2 separate regions of the Homo sapiens genome follow, and region 1 is linked to region 2. Evidence: read pairs that join two places in POLR2A ChIA-PET (ENCODE). Cell type or tissue: A673. All regions are shown on one strand. Each heading gives the region's core, and the rest is flanking DNA. Links, peaks and the distances in the headings are about the cores only. Region 1 overlaps LRCH1 (leucine rich repeats and calponin homology domain containing 1). Region 2 has its middle 27 kb from the start of LRCH1.

Region 1 (9,777 bases), core at 486-8,485, 73 kb after region 2:
CATTTATTGTCTTTCCATTTCTTACCCATGTTCTTACTGTTTTGCCTGGACTCCTCTTTTAATCTCAGTGAAAAAAAAAAAAAAAGTACATATTTAACAACTGAAGAAAATAAACAGAGACTGTAGTAAATTTCCAAGCTAATAGCAAGTTATGTAAAAAATACTACTTGCTGATGAGGTTTGTAAGAACCTCCTAGAACCTTATAGAACAAGTGTGGAATACTTGTTTTCTGCTAAGGGCTATTGACCCCAAGAAAATTCAATGAAGCGATCTTTGCAAAATAGTAAATGATTTTTCTTTGTCTCCCTGCAGAAGCAAAGAGGCTTAGACCTCTAGCCACTGTTGAATGCACCAAATCAGGCCACCTCCTTGAGCTACACAGAATGTTTGCATTATAGGATAGGTGCCAAGTGCCCTGGAAGGTTGGTGGAGAGAGAGATGACTTCCAGCTGAGATTGTACAGTAGAATTTAATATTTAAAGTTTCTCGATTTGACGGGGCTGAATTAGTTCATATGAGTTCATAAGTAGGAACTGCTTCGCTTAATTTTGGTGAATAAAATATCCTGGCTGCAAAATACAAAAAAGAAAGTCACCCTCATTTTCAAATGTATGGTTAGTGCTTTCCATAGAAAACATATGGCTAAATGTGTGTGTTTTTTTAATTTAGCTCTGAAATGTGAAGACTGTAATAAGATCTAGTAACAAGAGCGCAGTTTAGAAAAACCTGATTGACTCTAGTTTATGTAACTATACAGGCTATATAAAGAAAGTCTCATAAATGAACTTCATCTAAAGAGTGTGGCAGCTATAACCTTCTCCAACTTTCAGGCTCTGGGTGTTCTCCTAGCTTCTTCTGAGTTTATAGTCTTTATGTAATTATTAATACCATGATGATCATTCTGGGGTTTGCTTTTTGCCCTGGTCACTTTAGGTTTAATTTTATTCCATTCCTGGTCATTTATAGTTTTGTTCTGTCATCTCCCCATACCCATCGAGAACCCTATTCTCCTGTGGCAGACTTTAATGAATGTAACCGCAGATTATGTGTTTTCTTTCTTTGGTGAACTTAGAGGATGCATAGGCCAGGTGCCAAGTGTTAGAAGAAACCATACCTTTCCTGATGGTGCTGCATGGCTAGCCTACCCCGACCATGCAGTAAGTGACTTCCTCACCGCTGATGTGGCAGACCTGCTCTGCATCTCCACAGGGTTTCTGGGTTCTTTTCCAGGCTGTTTCCATATTGCACACTCAGACTGGGTAGGAAAGCAGGCAGGGCACAGTTTTATATGTACGTCAGCATTTTCACTTGGTGATGGATATAAGCTAACTTTTGTAGCTCTCCTAGGTTTATTACTGACATCTGTTCCCCCCTGAGCATATCCAGCTGGGGCTGAAGCCACATCTGCACTTTAAACTTCCATCTACCTTTATGTTTTCAATGTAATTTTAGATTTCATTTGTTTTTAATTGTGAACTCAGAAGAGATGAGTTCCAGCTATGACTCAGTGTGAGTTCCTATGTCATAATTCTACATTTCTGGAGTGCTTACACCTGACAGGAATAAACTCAAGGAAACAAAAAGAACAGGAAAGGCCTTAGGCACATACTGGTTGTTCTAGATGTGGAGTTCTGCTGGCAACTGCCACAGAGTGAAATTGGCCACATGGAATCCAAAGCACGGCCTCACATTGTTTTTTTTTTTTTGAATATTTTATGTAAGACAGGGATGTTAAAGGTAGAGGAAGTAATTAAGAATGGCAGCTATGTCTTTAAAATTAAACACATCGGTCATAACTTTAATGAAGGTGTAAAAGTGTTTTTAGTTTTAAACAGGCAAAAAGGCTTTTAAATACAAGTAACCAGTTTTGAGACTTTAAAAAGCAGAAGTTTTTCATGCCAGTGCTTCCTATTTTAGTTTCAAAGGAAAGGAGGAGGAGCTGAGGTTTGGATGGTTATCATAGATGAGGGAGTTGACATGATCAAAAATGTTTTTTTCCCTGGGAACACATCTTGAGTGCTTATCTCTTCTAATAGATAAAGGGCTGGTGAATTTTGAATGTTTCCTGCAGCTCTGAAGAAACACTGTGATCCTAATGAACACCGAGGAAAGCTTGTATTGCAGCCCTAAATATTACCTGCTTCAAGGAGGCAGCATGTTTTGGTACAGTCTGATCATGACTATAAATCAAAGCATCTTTACTTCTCCAGGGAGATAAAAAAAATCATGTGTTACTTTATAAGGATCTTGTAGTTGCAGTATGTCTGTCAGATGTTTCCATTTTTATGATTTAAGACACTTGGTGCTGCTATGAATAGCAAATTGGAAAAATTGGGCATTTTTTAAATTTTGAATTTTATCTTAGCATATATCTGGAAATGAAATAGCGATCTTGGAACAGAGACATCTTTGTTAGAATATGAAAGAATGTCAGTGAATTCTAACTTGAAGCTACATTGAGATGACATGTTAAAGGCATGAATAGACAAAGGGAATGATTTTCAGGAAGTGCCTTCTGGAGACTGTGGGAAATCCCGTCATGGGTAGAGGAACAGCTTGCGATTGGATCAAAGTCACGCAAAGTTACGCAGGTGGTAGATGCTGGTAGTCAACATGGCTAGGTCCATGGCAATCGATCATTTGCCCAGCATTTTGCCTGCTGAATTTGGGGGAGTGAAGAGGACATTTTCACCACCCCAGGAAGATAGTAACTAGTGCTCTATGTATGTAGCTCAGAGCCCTTGAATTTTCAAGTGACCTTTTAAAAGTTTCCCCCAGAAAGGTTTGAATAGACTTCCTATCTATTACTCTAAGTTTAGGTCTAAGAAAATTCCCAAATGGGTTAATACAGTCGATCCTCAATCTTTGAGAATTCTGTATCTGTGAAATTGGCCTACTTGCTAAAATGTATTTGTAAGCCCCAAATCCATCCGTGAGGACTCTTTGTGGTCATTGGTGGATATGTACAGAGCAGCAAAAAAATTTGAGTAGCTCAAGGTACACGTACCCGGTGGAGGTTGAACAAGGTGACACTCTGCCTTCTTGCCTCAGTTCTCATACTGTAAACGAGTGTCCTGGATGCAGACAATTCAGTGCCATGTCTTCTGCATTTTTGGGCTTTTTCTTGGTGATTTCACTGTTTAAAATGGCTCCCCAAATATAGGGCTAAAGAACTGTCCAGTAGGACTTTTTTTTTTTTTAGATGGAGTCTTACTCTTGTCGCCCAGGCTGGAGTGCAGTGGCTTGATCTTGGCTCACTGCAACTTCCGCCTCCCGGGTTCAAGCAATTCTCCTGCCTCAGCCTCTCAAGTAGCTGGGGTTACAGGCATCAGCCACCACGCCCGGCTAATTTTTATATTTTTAGTAGAGACAGGGTTTCACCATGTCGAACAGGCTGGACTTGAACTCCTGACCTCAGGTGATCCACCAGCCTTGGCCTCCCAAAGTGCTGGGATTACAGGCGTGAACCACCGCGCCTGGCCCTGTCCAGTGTTTTTAAGTGCAAGAAGGCTGTGATGTGCCTTATAGGGAAAAATACATGTGTTAGCTAAGCTTTCTTCAGGCATGGGCTTTAGTGCTGTTGGCTGTGAGTTTAGTGTCAATGAACCAACAACTTAGATCAAATAAGCCATTTTTTTTTTAAAAAACAGAAACACACATAAAATGACGTTATAAGTTGGTTGATGAAAATTTTGTGACCAGAGGCTTGCAGGAACCTAACCCTGTGTTTCCCCCAGAAGCTAAGGATTAGTATTTCCTATGGCGGTGTTCAAGGCAACTTCATAGACAGAACTACCATCATGAATAACAAGGATCACTGTGTGGGCTGAGTGCGGTGGCTCATGCCTGTAATCCCAGCACTTTGGGAGGCCGAGGCAGGCAGATCACCTGAGGTAAGGAGTTCAAGACTAGCCTGGCCAACATGATGAAACCCTGTCTCTACTAAAAATACAAAAATTAGCCGGTCAAGGTGGCGGGCACCCAATAAAATGACAATAGAGTTTAAACTCCATGGTTTCTGAGGCATTTTCTGAGTAAATTGGCATACAGCGTATGTACTCTTTCCTCTAGAAGTTCCAGAAACAACACTATTTCTTTATGTGCAAAATGGCCTCTTTTGAGCAGCCCTGGGGCAGTTTTGTCTGGCCCTCTTGCAGCCAGGGTGCCCCAGTTTAGTGTACAATTGGTATAAAAATAGGCAACACAGGAACTTGCTTGTCTCGGGGGAAAAGACGCTTGCAGATTTATAGAAATTTTACATTTGTATGCATGATATTCTGTAGGTTCAAGAAAAAACAATTCAATTTCAAGATAACATTCTACAGGGTAAATAAAATTTAATTTCAATAAATTTAAGGGGAAAAGTTGTCCATCTTTCTATACTTTCTGTAACTTTTGTAGTTTCACCACTAACAACAACAAAAAAAAAAGAACACAAACAAAATAGCCTTGCTCTGGGTTTTGAGGAAATGGTTTTGCAAGGCTATTTGGTTAGACAATGAATTAGAGTCAGAACTTCCGGGATGGGCTTTCGGTAAGGGAAATGCTTAGGCTGCTGCAAAGCCTGGATTCAACTTACACAGGATCCTTGAGAAGTTGTTCTTCGCATCCAGAACCATGGGCAATGCTCTATGGTATAAAAACCCCGAAGGTAAACACTGTCTGATATATATTTTTTATAATTGCAAAATACACATAAACTTACCATCTTGACTGTTTTTAAGTGTGCAGTTACATATTCACATTGTCGCACAGTCTCCAGAGCTCTTTTCATCTTGCAAAACTGAAACTCTGTACCATTAAATGACTCTTCATCTCCCTCTCTCCAGCTCAGCCCCTGGAAACCACCATTCTGTTTTCCATCTCTATGAATTTGACTACCCTAGGTACCTTATATAAATAGAAGCATAGAGTATTTGTCTTTTTAGTATTGGCTGATTTTACTTAGCATTATATAATGTCCTTAAGGTCCATCCATACTGTAGCAGGTGTCAGAATTTCCTTCCTTCTTAAGGCTGATTAATATTTAATTGCATGTATACACCACATTTTGTTTATCCATTCTTCTGTCAATGAACATTTGGGTTGCTTCCACAATTTGACTATTGTGAATAATGCTGCCATGAACGTGGGTTTGCAAATATCTCTTTGAGACCCTGTTTTCAATTTTTTTTTGTTGTTGTATACTCAGAAGTAGAATTGCTGGATCAGACGGTAACTTTATTTTTAATTTTTTTGAGGATCTGCCATAATGTTTTCCATGGTGGTTCCACCATTTTACATTCCCACCCACAGTACACAGGGGTTCCAGTTTCTCCACATCCTTGCCAACATTTGTTACTTTCATTTTTTTTGGTAGCTGACTGATAATTATGACTAAATAATATTGTTGAAGAACTATTACAATGTCAAGAAATTTTGGCCATCAGTGATAGTCTTATGATTAAACTTAGTAGTATTTTATTATTAAACTTAGTAGCATTTATTAGTAGTAGTTTTATTTCAGAAATATTTGCATTTTCCATGTTTCTAGCCCCTCAATTATGTAGGTAGAAACAAATAATATAGAATCAATTTACCTTATGTTACCTTAGAACTGTGGCCACAGCCTAGTAGGTGCTCAGTTCATTTTTGTTAAATGAATGAATCAATGACCATGAAGACAGTTCAGGTTATTTGTTATGGAGATACGTAATGGGATTGGAAAACATGTAGGGTAAATGTATTAGCCCTCTCCTGTGTTAACTCTTTAGCCCTTTCAAAACTAAAGGTATTTGGCCATGTGCGGTGGCTCACGCCACCGATCTTAATTTTTTTATTTTAAAAATAGCTTACTTAAAAAATAGCTTTGTTGTATTAAAAAATAGCACCCAGCTAATTTTTGTATTTTCAGTAGAGACAGGGTTTCACCATGTTGGCCAGGCTGGTCTTGAACTCCTGGCCTCAGGTGATCCACCCGCCTCAGGCCTCCCATAGTGCTGGGATTACAGGCGTGAGCCACCACACCCGGCCAGGCTTTTTAACATAGTAACATAAACATTTTTATTCTCACAATGTCTTTATGGTTTGGGAATGGTGGCTTCCTGTCTTTCAGAGTCTGGTGTTATTTGTTTTTTTGGTGTGTGCCTTGCAGACACCTGCACTTGAAATCTTTCAGGTATTTTGCAGTCGTTTTCTCAGATGGCTGGATTATTTCAAGCCAAGAATAACAGAGTTAGGGTCAAGACTGTGAACCGTATGGTCAGTCCTTCTAAGGAAGTATTTATTTTTATTCACTTTTGTTTGCCTTTCCTTGGGTCATGGTCCTAATTGCTGTTCCCTTTGGCTGCAGTTATTCAAAACTGAATTTACTGCTGAGCCTAAGACAGTGTTTTTCAAACTTTTAAAATTAAGACACCCAGTAAGAAATATGTTTTACAGTTTTTTTACATCCTGACCAGATTTACACACACACACACACACACACACACACACACACACAGAACCTGAAGTATTTGTTGCAAGTTGCAGATGTTTACAGTTACTGCTAAGGATATGTGTTTCCATTTAATTTACATAAAATACTGTTCATTGAATTGATTTTATGACTCACATTATTTCATCATGCAGTTTAACAAATACTGAGCACTGGTGTCACAGAACTTTGTCGTTCATGCTCTTTAGCAACAGTCAGCTTTTCTGCTCATGACTGATGGCCTATTGCTATGATTCTGTTAGCGCTTTAAAGCAATTTGATTGTCAAAGTCATGTTAGCTCTGGTTGTGTATTCAGTTACTCAGTTTCACCTTTACAGGCAGCTGCTCCTTGGGAAATGGGGCTTGCTGAGCAGGTTGAATGTTCCATAGAATCAGATCTATACTTTGGGGAACTCAGCAGTATGGGAATCACAAGCCAACCCACCCTATCCGTTAAAGGGCTCAGGCCCATTGGTCTCCATTGTCACTTAGACTAGCACAACATCACCTACCTCATGGATGCTTTGAGGGCAGGGCCGGTTTTGTTTTTCTTTTTATTCCTCAGAGCCCGCAGCATGATTCCTTGTGTGGAGAATATGCATCAGCCTTGGCTCTGGTCCTCTCTTCACTGTCCCTCTTCTCCTCCCTACAGAAAACAGCAAAGCATGTATAGAAAGAGATGTGCAGACTGTGTGGAATGACCTGAGGGGTAACTTGCTTAGAGGGTAGAGACTGTTGTGTGTAAAAACTTATGTTTGAGGCAAATTGCAGGAAAAAGTTCTTTAAATGAAGGAAAGATAAGATTATAAGTTTTTTAAAAAGTTGTCTTAATGAATAGAGGAGAATGACTAGTCATTATTTCATAGATCATAGGTACATAGGTGATTTTAAAGGTTGAGTGACTGGTCCCTTGAGGTTAGTTCAATGTCCTCTTGTAATCTGAATTTTTTCATCAAATTCTTTTAAATCCAGGTGGGGCTCAGCTCCCTCTGAAGTATCACAAAACCCTAAATGAATTAGGTTAATAAGACTAATTATATTTCCATAGCAATGTTTAAGTGGCCTGCTGCCCAATCACCTTCCAAGCCCTGCTCTGTTGGGTTTCTTTTTACCCAGTCATGATCACGTAGGACCAGGCTGTTTTTCGTAGGGGGTTATGGAGTCGCAATGCCTGGGGTGTTAGGAATATAGGCTGGGCTTGTATCATAGTACCCACGCCGCTGCCTAACTCTTGATATCCAGTGACTGAGTTGGACTTTGTAGCTGCTTTCTCTTTATTAGGAGAAAAGAGCTTGTTTAATAAACCTAAGAATTAATAGCCTGTGTTCAGTAGTTGGATTTGTAACCTGAATGTTTTTATGTCTACTGACTTGCAACGTTGTCATATAAATTAAAGATCATAGATCCAGCTATGGTTTAAAGGTGACTTCCAGGACATGGATTTGAAAGATCAGAATTTGAATCTCATCTCTTTCCATTCTAGCTTGGTAACCTTGAGGAAACCACTTAACTTCTCTAAGCCTCAAAGGTGTCAAGTAGATTAATGCAACTATGTATAGCTGACCCTGAGGAATTTTTGGTTCCGCTAGAATAAAGCTTGAATTTTTGGACATTAGAAGGATCTTTGAAGATGATGTAGCTTCGTTGTGTAACTGAAGACCAGAGAAATTTAAGTGAGTTTCCTGGAATAGTTTATGCCTCTGCTTCCTGTGTCATGATTACCACCCAGAACACGTGCTTAATTGGGGACAGGTAATCCATTCAGGGTGAAGAACATGGCTTTTGGGTCAGTCTGCAGTGGATCTAAATCAGCCCCCTGCTGTTTACTGTGTCTGTAGTCTAGAAAAAGCTATTTAACTTCTTGCAGATTTAGCCTAACTATGAAATTAAATTGGGGATTTAAAAAAACTCATAGGGACGTGGTGAGGCTTGACTGAGATAAATTTATGCAAAGCTCTTAGCACAATGGCTAGTACCCAGAAAGTGCTCAACATTATTATTATTTCCTAATTGAAGGGCATTGATGATTTAAAATAAAATGGAGGCTGGGTACAGGCTCATGTCTGTAATCCCTACACTTTGGGAGGCCGAGTTGGGTGGAACACTTGAGCCCAGGACTTTGAGACTAGATTGGGCAACATGGTAAAACTCCATCTCTATAAAAAATACACAAATTAGCTGACTGCGGTGGTGCCTGTAGCCCCAGCTACTGAAGAGGCTGAGGTGGGAGGATGGATTGAGCCCCGGAGGTCAGTGCTGCAGTGAACCATGATTGTGCCACTGTGCTCCAGCCTGGGCAACAGAGCAAGACCCGGTCAACAAATACATACATGCATACATACATGCATGCATACATACATACATACATACATACATGTAAATAATTAAATAACTCATTTCTTGTCAGATAAATGGCTGTATCTTTATAATAAGATATCTGTATCCTGTGACTTCATCCTGTAAATAATTTTGTGCCTCTTGTGCTTTCTATGATCTAGGGAGGAGAAAGCTAATTCTTCTTCATTTTATGCACGGAGCAGAGACACGGAGAGCCTCTAATTTATTTCTTCTTGGTGTGGCCCTGTTTTCTGAGCATGGGTGTGTCTGATCCCTGGGGAGAGCAGAGCCACACTGTGGATCTGAGGTGCTGGGAAGCCATCCAGTTTCCTCCTCCTGACCCTGACTCAAGTCTTCCCTGAAATCTCTGTCAGCCCCATTCTCTTTCTGTCAGCCCCATTCTCTTTCTGTCAGCCGCCCTCCTTACATAACCCAAATGGGTTGTTTGCAAAGCTAGTGTCGCTGAGGTGTTCTGTGTACAACAGAAAAGAATCTAGGGAGGATTCCTATGTGTCACTAAAGCCAGTAATTAAGTGGACAACAGGGGGAGCTAACACTGAATGCACCAATAAATTTCAAGACTCCTGCTACCCTAGGTAACCGAGTCAATAGTATTAGAAACCATTTTAAGCATTGGTAGTTTTAAACATGCTGTTTAAAAACAATTTTAAATTTACCTTCACTTTTCTAATTGGATACTTTACTATTCAGAGTACTATGAGATGAGGGTCTCGCTTTGGAGTGCAGGGGACTGATCTTGGCTTACTGCAGCCTCAATCTCCTGGGCTCAAGCGATCCTCCCACCTCAGCCTCCTGAGTAGCTGAGACTATAGGCTCGTGCCACCATAGCTGGCTAATTTTTAATTTTTTTGTAGAGATGGGGTCTCACTATGTTGCCCAGGCTGGTCTTGAACTCCTGGCCTCAAGCAATCCTCCTGCCTTGGCCTTCTAAAATGTTGGCATTATAGGCGTGAGCCACCATGC
Region 2 (9,777 bases), core at 917-8,916:
ATCTCAGCTCACTGCAACCTCCGCCTCCTGGGTTCAAGTGATTCTCCTGCTCCAGCCTCCTGAGCACCTGGGATTACAGGTGCCCGCCACCACGCCCAGCTAATTTTTTGTATTTTTAGTAGAGATGGGGTTTCACCATGTTGGTCAGGCTGGTCTCAAACTCCTGACCTCAGGTGATCCACCCAACTTGGCCTCCCAATGTGCTGGGATTACAGGCATAAGCTACTCTGCCCAGCCGAGAAGGGCTGTTTTTATATCAGAGGAAAATGGAAAAGTATGATACTCACACAGAGATAATGTCATAAGCTTTAGGCAAGAAAGTAAATCCTATATCCCTCTTTTCCAGGTCAGGGAGCTAAGCAAGGATATTACAGGGCTAGTTATGAGTTTCCAGGCTTTAGGACAGTCCTGTAAACATTTGCTGGATCAACTGCTTTGCCCGACCAGTATGCCTGTTCTGGTCTCATGCCATTTGCAAGATTCACTGACAGCAAGTGCATTTTCCTAAGTGTGAAGAAGAGACATACCTTCCATGCCACACAAAAGAGTGTGGTTTAGGGGAAAACCATGCTATCTTCTGTTAAGAGTTTGGACTTTAGTGTCAGAAAGACCTGAGTTTGAGCACAGCTCTGTTCCTTCTGGTCTGGTTGCAAGTTACTTAAGTTCTCTGCATCTCAGTTTTCTCATAACATCTCAGTTTTCTCATCTATAAAATGAGAGTTAATGTAAGTATCTACTTCATAAGGAGGTTATAAGGATTAAATGAGAGAATTAGTCAGGATAAGATAGGCTCTGCTGCATTAACAAGTGAACCCCAAAATTTCAGCGGCTTAATCTGACAAAAATTTACTTCTTGCTTACGTCACAGTTGAGGGTGGGAGGAAAAGGTGGCTCTCCTCCAAAAGTGATCAAGGACCTGGGCCTCTTCCAAATGGCAATCTAACATCTAAGAGGCTTTTACTTCCTGACGAATGGAGGAGCCACACTGGCTTTTTACTACTTTGGCCTCAAAGTGACTATGTCATTTCTGGTTATAGTCCATCAGAAATAATCACATGCATCAGTCAGTTTACAGAAAAAAAAAAAAAAAAAAAAAAACAACAAAAAACAGATGGCACACTCTAAAGGGCCATCTGTTTGATGGATTAGTTACAAAAGTGTGAGCAGGGTTAAGGGAAGTCACACAGGGTTGTAAGCTACCCCGGGGCTACTAATAGCCTAATACAGGTCCTGAATTTTCAGTACCCGAAGCTCAGGCTGGGGATGAATAAACTAGCCTCTTTTGCCTCCTGTCCTTCTAACTGTTGCCTCCCAGTAGTCATGCTCAACTATGAACCAGTCAGTGGCGCTCAAATGATGTCATCTATGAAAGGTCAGCTTGTGCCAGACCAGGAGGAAAAGTCAATCTGGAAAAGCAAATGGAGCATGCCTAGCAGAGCATGCAAAAGGCTTAGCAATGTGCTCAGCACATAGTTGGTGCTCAAAAAATGAATGTGAAGCCAAGAATATATGAAGAAAAATATTTAAAAGTTATTTGTTTTTATTGAAGTTTTCAGTTAACTTTACCTCTGACAAAGAGAAATTTACATTTGCTAGTGAGAATTTTTCTCTCTCCAGTTCAATAAGGGTTCAGCGTCCAAAGCTGGGTTGCACTTCCCCTTGGCTCAGTGTCCAAAGCTGAGCTGTCTTTCCTTTCTCCTAAAAGATGAGTTTAATAGGAAGAATGGTGTTTTGTTTTATTTTTTTCAAAGTGAGAAACATTGATAGCTCTGCCCCAAATAATTTTATCTGTCTGCCAGCAATTACAACTTCAGTTAGGACTAATGGCACAGTTACATTGATAACTGCTGTTACTGTTTTCATTCTTTAACTTGCCAACAAGATCCTCTGGTCCCTTATCTTGTACTGGGGCCAACCCAACAAGAGCAGGAGAAGTTGAAATCTTGACACTTCAAAGCCCAGGGCATTGTGAACAAGCTCACTAGTTGTTTGTGTTGGGCTTTGCTAAATAATAGGCTGGATTCAGTGCCAGTAAAAAGACACAGCTTTGGAGGATAGTTTTTGGGGTTACAGTCATATATAGTTTCTCATTTTGCACACAAGTGAAATGATCTTTTCCAAGGATCAAATTCATTTCTTGTTTATTTCCCGTAATTGTGTTTTTATGTGAGAAACTCATAGAAACTTTGAATTTGCAGGAAACTTAGAAATCATTTTGTTAAACGACCTCATACACCATCAAACCCTTGGAGGGGTTGAGATTCCACCTCTGCTTGAACCCTTTCAATGACAGGAGGCTCACTCATCGTAATACCAGCAGCACCTTTGCATTTGCTGTGAGCCGCGTATGATACTTTGCTGGCATTATTTCCTTAACCCTCAACAGCCCTCTGAGGTAGCTGCTATTCTTAGTCCCCTTTACAAATCCGGAAAGCAAAGCATAAAAAAGATCCACTTTTTATGCTCAAAGATCCACTGCTAAACTTCACTGAAGCTGGAGTTCAAACCCACCTCTGTTTTTCTCTAAACCTCAAGCTTTTCTCCACTAAGTTTTCCCAGTACCTTTCAAGACAACCCATTCTCACCAAGAACTCTCTGAAACATCCTTTCTGTAGTCTCCCCATAATTTTATTAGTTCATCATTTCAATTTTACATATCAAAAAGTGAGAATATAAGAACTATTAATGATAATTTACATTTGATATCATTTTGCCATTTAAAAAGTATGTCAATAATCTCATTCAAGCTTCTCAGCAGCTCTGAGAGATAATTATGATGCTCTATTTTACCTATTAGAATGCTGAGTTGGCTGGGTGTGGCAGCTCATGCTTATAATTCCAGAACTCTGGGAGGCTGAGGCTGGCAAATCGCTTGCACCCAGGAGTTCGAGACCAGCCTAGGCAACATGGTGAGGCCCCATCTCTACAAAAAATGCAAAAAAATTAGCCAGGCATGGTGATGTATACCTGTAGTCCCAGCTACTATGAAGGCTGAGGTGGGAGGATTGCTTGAGCCTGGGAGGTTGAGGCTACAGTAAGCCATGCTCATGCCACTGCACTCCAGCCTGCAAGACAGAACAAAACTCCATCTCAAAAAAAAAAAAAAAAAAAAAAAGAAAGAAAGAAAGAAAAGAAAAAACATTGCCAAGTTTCAGAGCATTTGCATTTGCTCATGGTCATGTGCAACCTGGTGGTGGAGCCAGGAGCAGAGCTCAGGTCCTTTACATCTTGGTCCCATGCTTTCTACTACACCATGCTGCTGACTCAGTGAATAATGAAAATGCAGCCAAGTGTGAGCTCCTGATGCAGCCTCCTCCCTCAAGTGCCTTTGTCTGAGGAGGTACCCCTCTGACCCTGATTTCCACACTACTTCCTGTCTTATTCCAGTGCACTGTGGTCTCATGAACTGGTGCATTTAGGAGGTTTGGTCTCCCTAATAAGTCTGTTCCATGCCTACTCCTCAGGCCTGCATCCCAGTGAGCAATTCTGTTTCCATCAATTTTACTGCCTGATCTTGGCTCAAACCAGTACTGGCCCTGTGTGGTCAACAGTGTTCTTGGGACTGGATCTTAGGGACAGTGAGCAGATTGGACAGAAGGCAATCTCAGGCCACAGTGGTACAAAAGTGCTTCTATTTAGTCCACAAGATGCCAAACAGCTGCTTCCAAATATCCAGATGTTTGGCATCATGTAAAACAAAACTTTGATTCATTGGCCAAATATCCCTCTGTCATCTAATTGATGAACACATGCTTGCGTGTTTTGGCATCTTGTAGACACTGTGTTTGCTTATAAGTGAATGGATTTAATATTTCGGCTTCTAGAAAGTATCCCACAACAAAAGTTCCCACACTACTTTCCAGTGCATAAATCTTCTTTCCAGGTTGTCTGCAAATATGACAAAGTGAAAAAGTCCCCACATTTTGCAAACTCTTTAATCAGCTAAACACATCTGCATCAAAGGCTATCATGATCTTCTGTTGGGTTATGAGAGAAAAAAGAAAATCTTGGTTTTTCCCTTGTGTAATTGAAGCCAAAGCAATGTGAGCAAGATGTATCTTAACTTCCTTTACACTCTGTTTGGTTTTCTTTTCTTTTCTTTTTTTTTGCTCATTTCTTTCAGATAGAGTCTCATTCTGTAGCACAGGCTCCAGCGCAGGGGCATAATCACAGCTCACTTGCAGCCTTGACCTCCCAGGCTCAAGTGATCCTCCCATTTCAGCCTCCTAAATAGCTGGGACTACAGGCATGTGCCACCACACCCAGCTAATTTTTTTTTTTTTTTTTTTTTTTTGTAGAGACAGGGTTTTCCATGTTGCCCAGGCTGATGTCTTTGGTTTTCTATCCTGTGTTTTACATAGAATATTCAATGAAAAGTATTTCACTAAAGTTTTTCCTAATTGTTTTTTTCTTCATACCCAGCTACCTAGAAACACATTTTCCAGATAATTAGCAAGGAGTACAGACAGTCCCCGACTTTTGATGGCTTGACTTATGGTTTTTCAACTTTGCAATGATGCAAAAGTGACATGCATTAAGTAGAAACATACTTCAGGCACTCATACACCATTCTGTTTTTCATTTAAGTATAGTATTCATTAAATTATATGAGATATCCAACACTTTATTATAAAATAGGCTTTGTGTTAGATGATTTTGCCCAACTGTGGGGTAACCCAAGTGTTCTGATCAGGTTTAAGGTAAGCTAGGCTAAGCTATGATATTCTATAGGTTAGATGTATTAAATGCATTTTCAGTTTAACTATATATTCAACTTACAATGGGTTTATCAGGACATAATCTCATCATAAGCTGAGGAGCATCTGTACTCAAAGTGTTCTCCAATGAACAGGATCTTAAAGCTTTCTCTCCAGGGGAGGTGATAGTTTTTTCCTCCTTGTTTGATCCTAGATACACCCTAAGCTTCTTTACTTCCTTTTGCACATATCAACCCACTGCTACTCAAATTACTAACGGTATTTATCCTGTAGTAAGCTGTCAGTACATTTGTCAGGCTCTGTGTTAAGTGCTTTAAACACATGGCATTCGATTCTCCCAAGAAGCCTATGGGGCATGAGGATTTTGGTGTGCGTGATTTTGTGTGCACTCATACTGCCTGAGTGTTAATTTGGAGTTGAGGGAATTGCAGCATAGAAAGGGGCACCTGCACCTGCTTGCTGAGGGCACACAGCTACAGGGCATTAGGGCTGTATTGCCTTAGAACCCGTGCACATGACCCCTCATTCTCTGCCTGCCACCTCTTTGCTTTCAAAGTAATCATCCTCACACATAGCACAGACTCCACTAGCCCAGATCATGAGGCCCATCCCAGGATGGTCCTTCCTGTCTTTGTGCTTCCTATTCCCTGCCATGAATCTTGTGATTCAACTCTGCAGACTGTAAGGCACACCCCCAAACACCACACTCTTTTACTTCTCCCTTCCCTGGCACATCCTCCTCTCCTTACAGGGACCGTTGTATATGCCAGACTCATAGTCTACACATCCAGCGTCTTCCCATGGGAAAATTCCCCCTCAGCCAGCAGGAACCCCTCAAAAGTTCACTCCTCCCTGAAGTCCACCTGACCTCTCACTCACTCCTGTCTTTCATAACTGTGCTTTCCTTGGTTACAGTACCTAACACATTTATCATCCTCAGAGGGCTGCGCATGTGCTTTGAAATAATTCATTTGCTTGTCTGGCTCTCTCACCAGCCTGCGAGCTTCCTGAGAAAGGGATGATTTCATCCGTGTCTCCAGGGCATGGCACAAGAGCCTCTCAATAGGTGTTTGGTGTTTATTGGATAAATGATAAATTAAATGTTCACAGGTTACGGTCACATGTGAGCAATTACTAACATTTATTTGATAATTCCACAGCCTTTGAAATGTCCTAAATTTGTGCCTTTGCAGGTTTCTTAGGACAGGTTCAATTCTCATCTTCACAATTCACTGGGTGCAGAGTTTCTGCTTTTGTGTTCTCTATGGACTGTGAAATTGCCCTTTAATGAGTGAGAGGGAAAGAGAAAGCATTTTATCTCTGTGTCTCAATTACAAAGTCTCGGGAAAGGTCTCAGTTGACTCAATTCTGACACGAGAAAGATCACCACCAGTGATCACATTATTTTAACATGGCTGCCTTCATAATAACTATGTCATTGGGAGGAAGAGGCAATTCCATTATATGAGGGTGGGGCTGCTGAGGAACGAAACAACAGATGTCTGCTTAGGCCACTAATATCAAGCAGTGGAAAACAATCCTATTACTGGGGTTAACAAAACCTCTCTTATACAGTCACCCTTCTCAATAACCTAGAGATTTTAATAAGGACCTCTTAAAGACCAAAAGGTCACCAAAACTCAGAGACATGCCTTTTAAAGGGAGGAATTACAGACCGTGATGGATGAGATATTTGCAGGCATAAAAGCCTTCTACAGATTCTTCAAATTAACCCAAGTCGATACCTGTGCAGTTCCTTTACTCATAAAGCCAGAGAGCCCTGCTTATTGACACAGACACTTGAGTCACTGGTAGCAGTTACTGGGCAGTTAGCTTCTAAAAGTCAAAGTCTGTCAGCACCAACATATGCAAAGCCAGTGGAATCTAGAAGCACTGGAAACACTGGGCTCAGGTCATCATGCTGTGGCTTGCTTACTGTCTCTGAGCCTCTCTTTCCTCAACTGTAAATAGGGGGAAAAACCCAAAGCTATCTTCACTGAGTTGCCAGAATCACATGAAATAAAGTAAGGAAAGCCTAAAGTTATACAAATGTTATTTACACTTTCTATTTTATGGGGAATAAGGAACATAATTGATGTACTTATTTAGAAGGAAATGGTAAATAAGTTGTATATACTGTAGATCTCCCTTATCCATGGGAGATATGTTCCAGGATTCCCAATGAATGCTTGAAACCACAGATAGTACCAAACCCTATAGATATTAGGTTTACTCCTACACATACAAACATGTAACAAAGTTTAATTTATAAATTATGCATAGTAAGAGATTAACAAAAACAGTAATAAAATAGAATAATTAAAACAATATATTAGGTTGGTGCAAATGTAATCGTGGCTTTTGCCATTACTTTCAATGGCAAAAACCATGATTACATTTGCACCAACCTAATACTATAATCAAAGTTATGTGAATGTGGGCTCTGTCTTTCTCTCAGAATATCTTATTGTACTTTACTCACCTATTTTGGGGCAGTGGTTGGCAGCAGGTAACTGAAGCTGCAGAAAGCAAACCCATGGGTAAGGAGGGATGACTGTAACTACTTATATTTTGGCATTGCATTTTTTGCACTAATTAAAATGAAAATGATCAACAAAAACACTATGGGGAAATATCTGTGATACAGGTTAAATGTACTAATAATATTAAGTAGTAACAGTACTAACACTAATATAATTAAGAAGAATATTAATAAGTTATGCTTATACTATAATTTCATAAGCAGTATGTATGCATATGCAAAAGAACTAGAAGGGGATTCAAACAAAATCAATTTGGTTGTTTGGAGGAGGTGGGATTGGGTGAAATACTTTTGCTTCTAGTTTAACTTCTGTAAATGTTGTTTGTGATTAAAATCATAATTTTAGGCCAGGCATGGTGGCTCATGCCTGTAATCCCTGCACTTTGGGAGACTGAGGAGGGCAGATCACCTGAGGTGAGGAGTTTGAGACCAGCCTGGCAAACATGGTGAAACCCCATGTCTACTGAAAAAAAAAAAAAAAAAAAAAAAAAAAATTAGCCAGGCGTGGTGGTGTGCACCTGTAATCTCAGCTACTCGGGAGGCTGAGGCAGGAGAATCACTTGAACCTGGGAGGCGGAGGTTGCAGTGAACTGAGATCATGCCATTGCACTCCAGCCTGGGTGACAGAGCGAAACCCTGTCTCAAATAAAAAAATAAATAAAAAGAAGGAAAGAAATCACATTTTCGGCCTCATCATAGGAGTTCTTCTCCTAGATGATCTGTGGTGGCTGTGGGATCCTTGGCACTTTGCCTGAGTCCTAAGGAATTCTGTTAGTCTTCATGGGGTCCTGGGCCCAGTGAACACAACTGAAAGTGGAATTGCCTGAGTGTGGAATTGAATTAAGAGGTACTGCATCTTTGTTTAACAGGTAGGGCACGTGAGGGTCATATCAAATTGGCATAATTCCCATTTTTTCCCCTGCCCACCTTCTATTTGCCCTTCTTCTGGGATCTGTAAATCCTCTTCTGCAGGACCACCTCCCCTGCTTCTCAATGTGTTCCCAGTGGATTTGAGTTGGAGCAAAGGATGGCTTAAGTCAATCAGTGTATCTCTCAAGAGCTATGAAAAGTCTGAGATGTTACCCTCCTTGCAAGATAACAATTTGGCCTGCCACCATTTCAGGGATGCTGACAGATGTTGTAAGACTCACTGACAGAGACAAACACACAAAATGTAGCATAGCAAAAGTAGGAGCCAAAACGTTAGTATATTTGTGCTAGTTCCTCAAGCTCCAATTCCACTGGCTGACACAGAGGATCAGATGGCATCTGCTCATACCGTGGGATGTGTTGCAGGAGGGAACTCAGGGTTGAGGACTCAGTGCATTTTGAGCAAGCAGAGAATATTTCAGCCAGCAATAAATAAGGCAGTCTCCCCTCCTCCCCAACCCCCACACCATGCAGGCTGCAGTCCAGTTGTTGCCTTGATCTGCTCAATTGCCTATGTGAGGAGCTACAGAGCTCCTCAGTATCAAGAGGGGGATAGGACCTGCAGTCTGGCACACCCAGCAGGTGCTTGCAAGGTGCTCAGGGCCACACGTTTTCAACAGTATCACATGTGACTCAATCAGAACTACTGAGATAAAATGAAACCTTTTGCTTCAGGTGAGGGCATCTTATTTCCCTGAATGAGAATCTAGACGATTCATGTTGTGACCAACAGAGAAAAGCCTGTGCAAGAATGGAGTCAACCCAAAGAAAGCAGAATTGAGAAATGGAGAGAGCAGGAAAATGGATTCAGTGTCATCATCTGAACCACTGTATGAAGCCAGGGGTAAAACTAAGCCACCCACCTCCAGAATATCCACTTATGGGAGGTAGTTTGTCACTTGTCACCAATAGAGTCTCACTGAACACAAATATCAATGTAAACCAGTAATAGTCAAGGTTCTCCAGGGAAACAGAACCAATAGGATTTGTATATGTCTCTGTCCATATCTATATCTATAGATAAACAGAGATAGATTTGTCATAAGAAATCAGTTCACATGATTGTGGAGGCTGACAAGATGTGCATTCGGCAAGCTGGAGACCCAGGAGAGCTGATGGTGTAGTTCCAGTCTGAGTCTGAAGGCCTGAGAACCAGGAGGGCTGATCATGTAGTTCCAGTCTGAAGGCCAGCAGCCCCAAGACAGAGGAAGAGCTGATGTTCCCATTTGAGTCTCAAGGCAGGAAAATACTGATGTCGCAGCTCAAGACAGTTAGGCAGGAGGAAATTCTCTCTTACCCAAGGGAGAATCAGCCTTTCTGTTTCATCAGATTTTCAACAGCTTGTACAAAGCCCACCCACATTATGAGGGCAATATACTGTACTTAGTCTACCCATTCAGATGTTAATCTCATCCAGAAACAACCTCACAGACACACCCAGAATAATGTTAGCCCAAATGTCTGCACATCTTGTGACCCAGTCAAGTTGACACATAAAAATAACCATCACAAAAATTTTGCTATTAAATTACAGTCATCAAATGTTATGAATGTGCTTAAGTCTTTTTCTTGGTGAGTGTTTCAAGT

The links. ChIA-PET counts read pairs that join two places held together with the same protein. Peaks named below come from ENCODE experiments on the same cell type or tissue, not always from the same donor. Only the 100,000 strongest peaks of a DNase experiment are listed, where the experiment ranks them.
Region 1: POLR2A ChIA-PET joins it to region 2 with 16 read pairs; 2 of 35 experiments call an interaction of 5 or more read pairs at or near these places.

Annotation. Positions count from the first base shown.
Region 1 is chr13:46,594,174-46,603,950 of GRCh38, forward strand. All of the region lies in intron 1 of LRCH1 (leucine rich repeats and calponin homology domain containing 1), which reads left to right. Among named protein-coding and RNA genes, the nearest start is that of LRCH1, 46 kb to the left of the region's middle. RefSeq lists a silencer at 1,214-1,263. In A673, for the core only: no CTCF peak of the experiment used is centred there; DNase peaks (open chromatin) are centred at 4,518 and 6,628; H3K4me3 peaks cover 447 bases; H3K27ac peaks cover 6,363 bases.
Region 2 is chr13:46,520,890-46,530,666 of GRCh38, forward strand. No RefSeq gene overlaps it. Among named protein-coding and RNA genes, the nearest start is that of LRCH1, 27 kb to the right of the region's middle. RefSeq lists a silencer at 8,695-8,834. In A673, for the core only: no CTCF peak of the experiment used is centred there; no DNase peak of the experiment used is centred there; H3K27ac peaks cover 447 bases.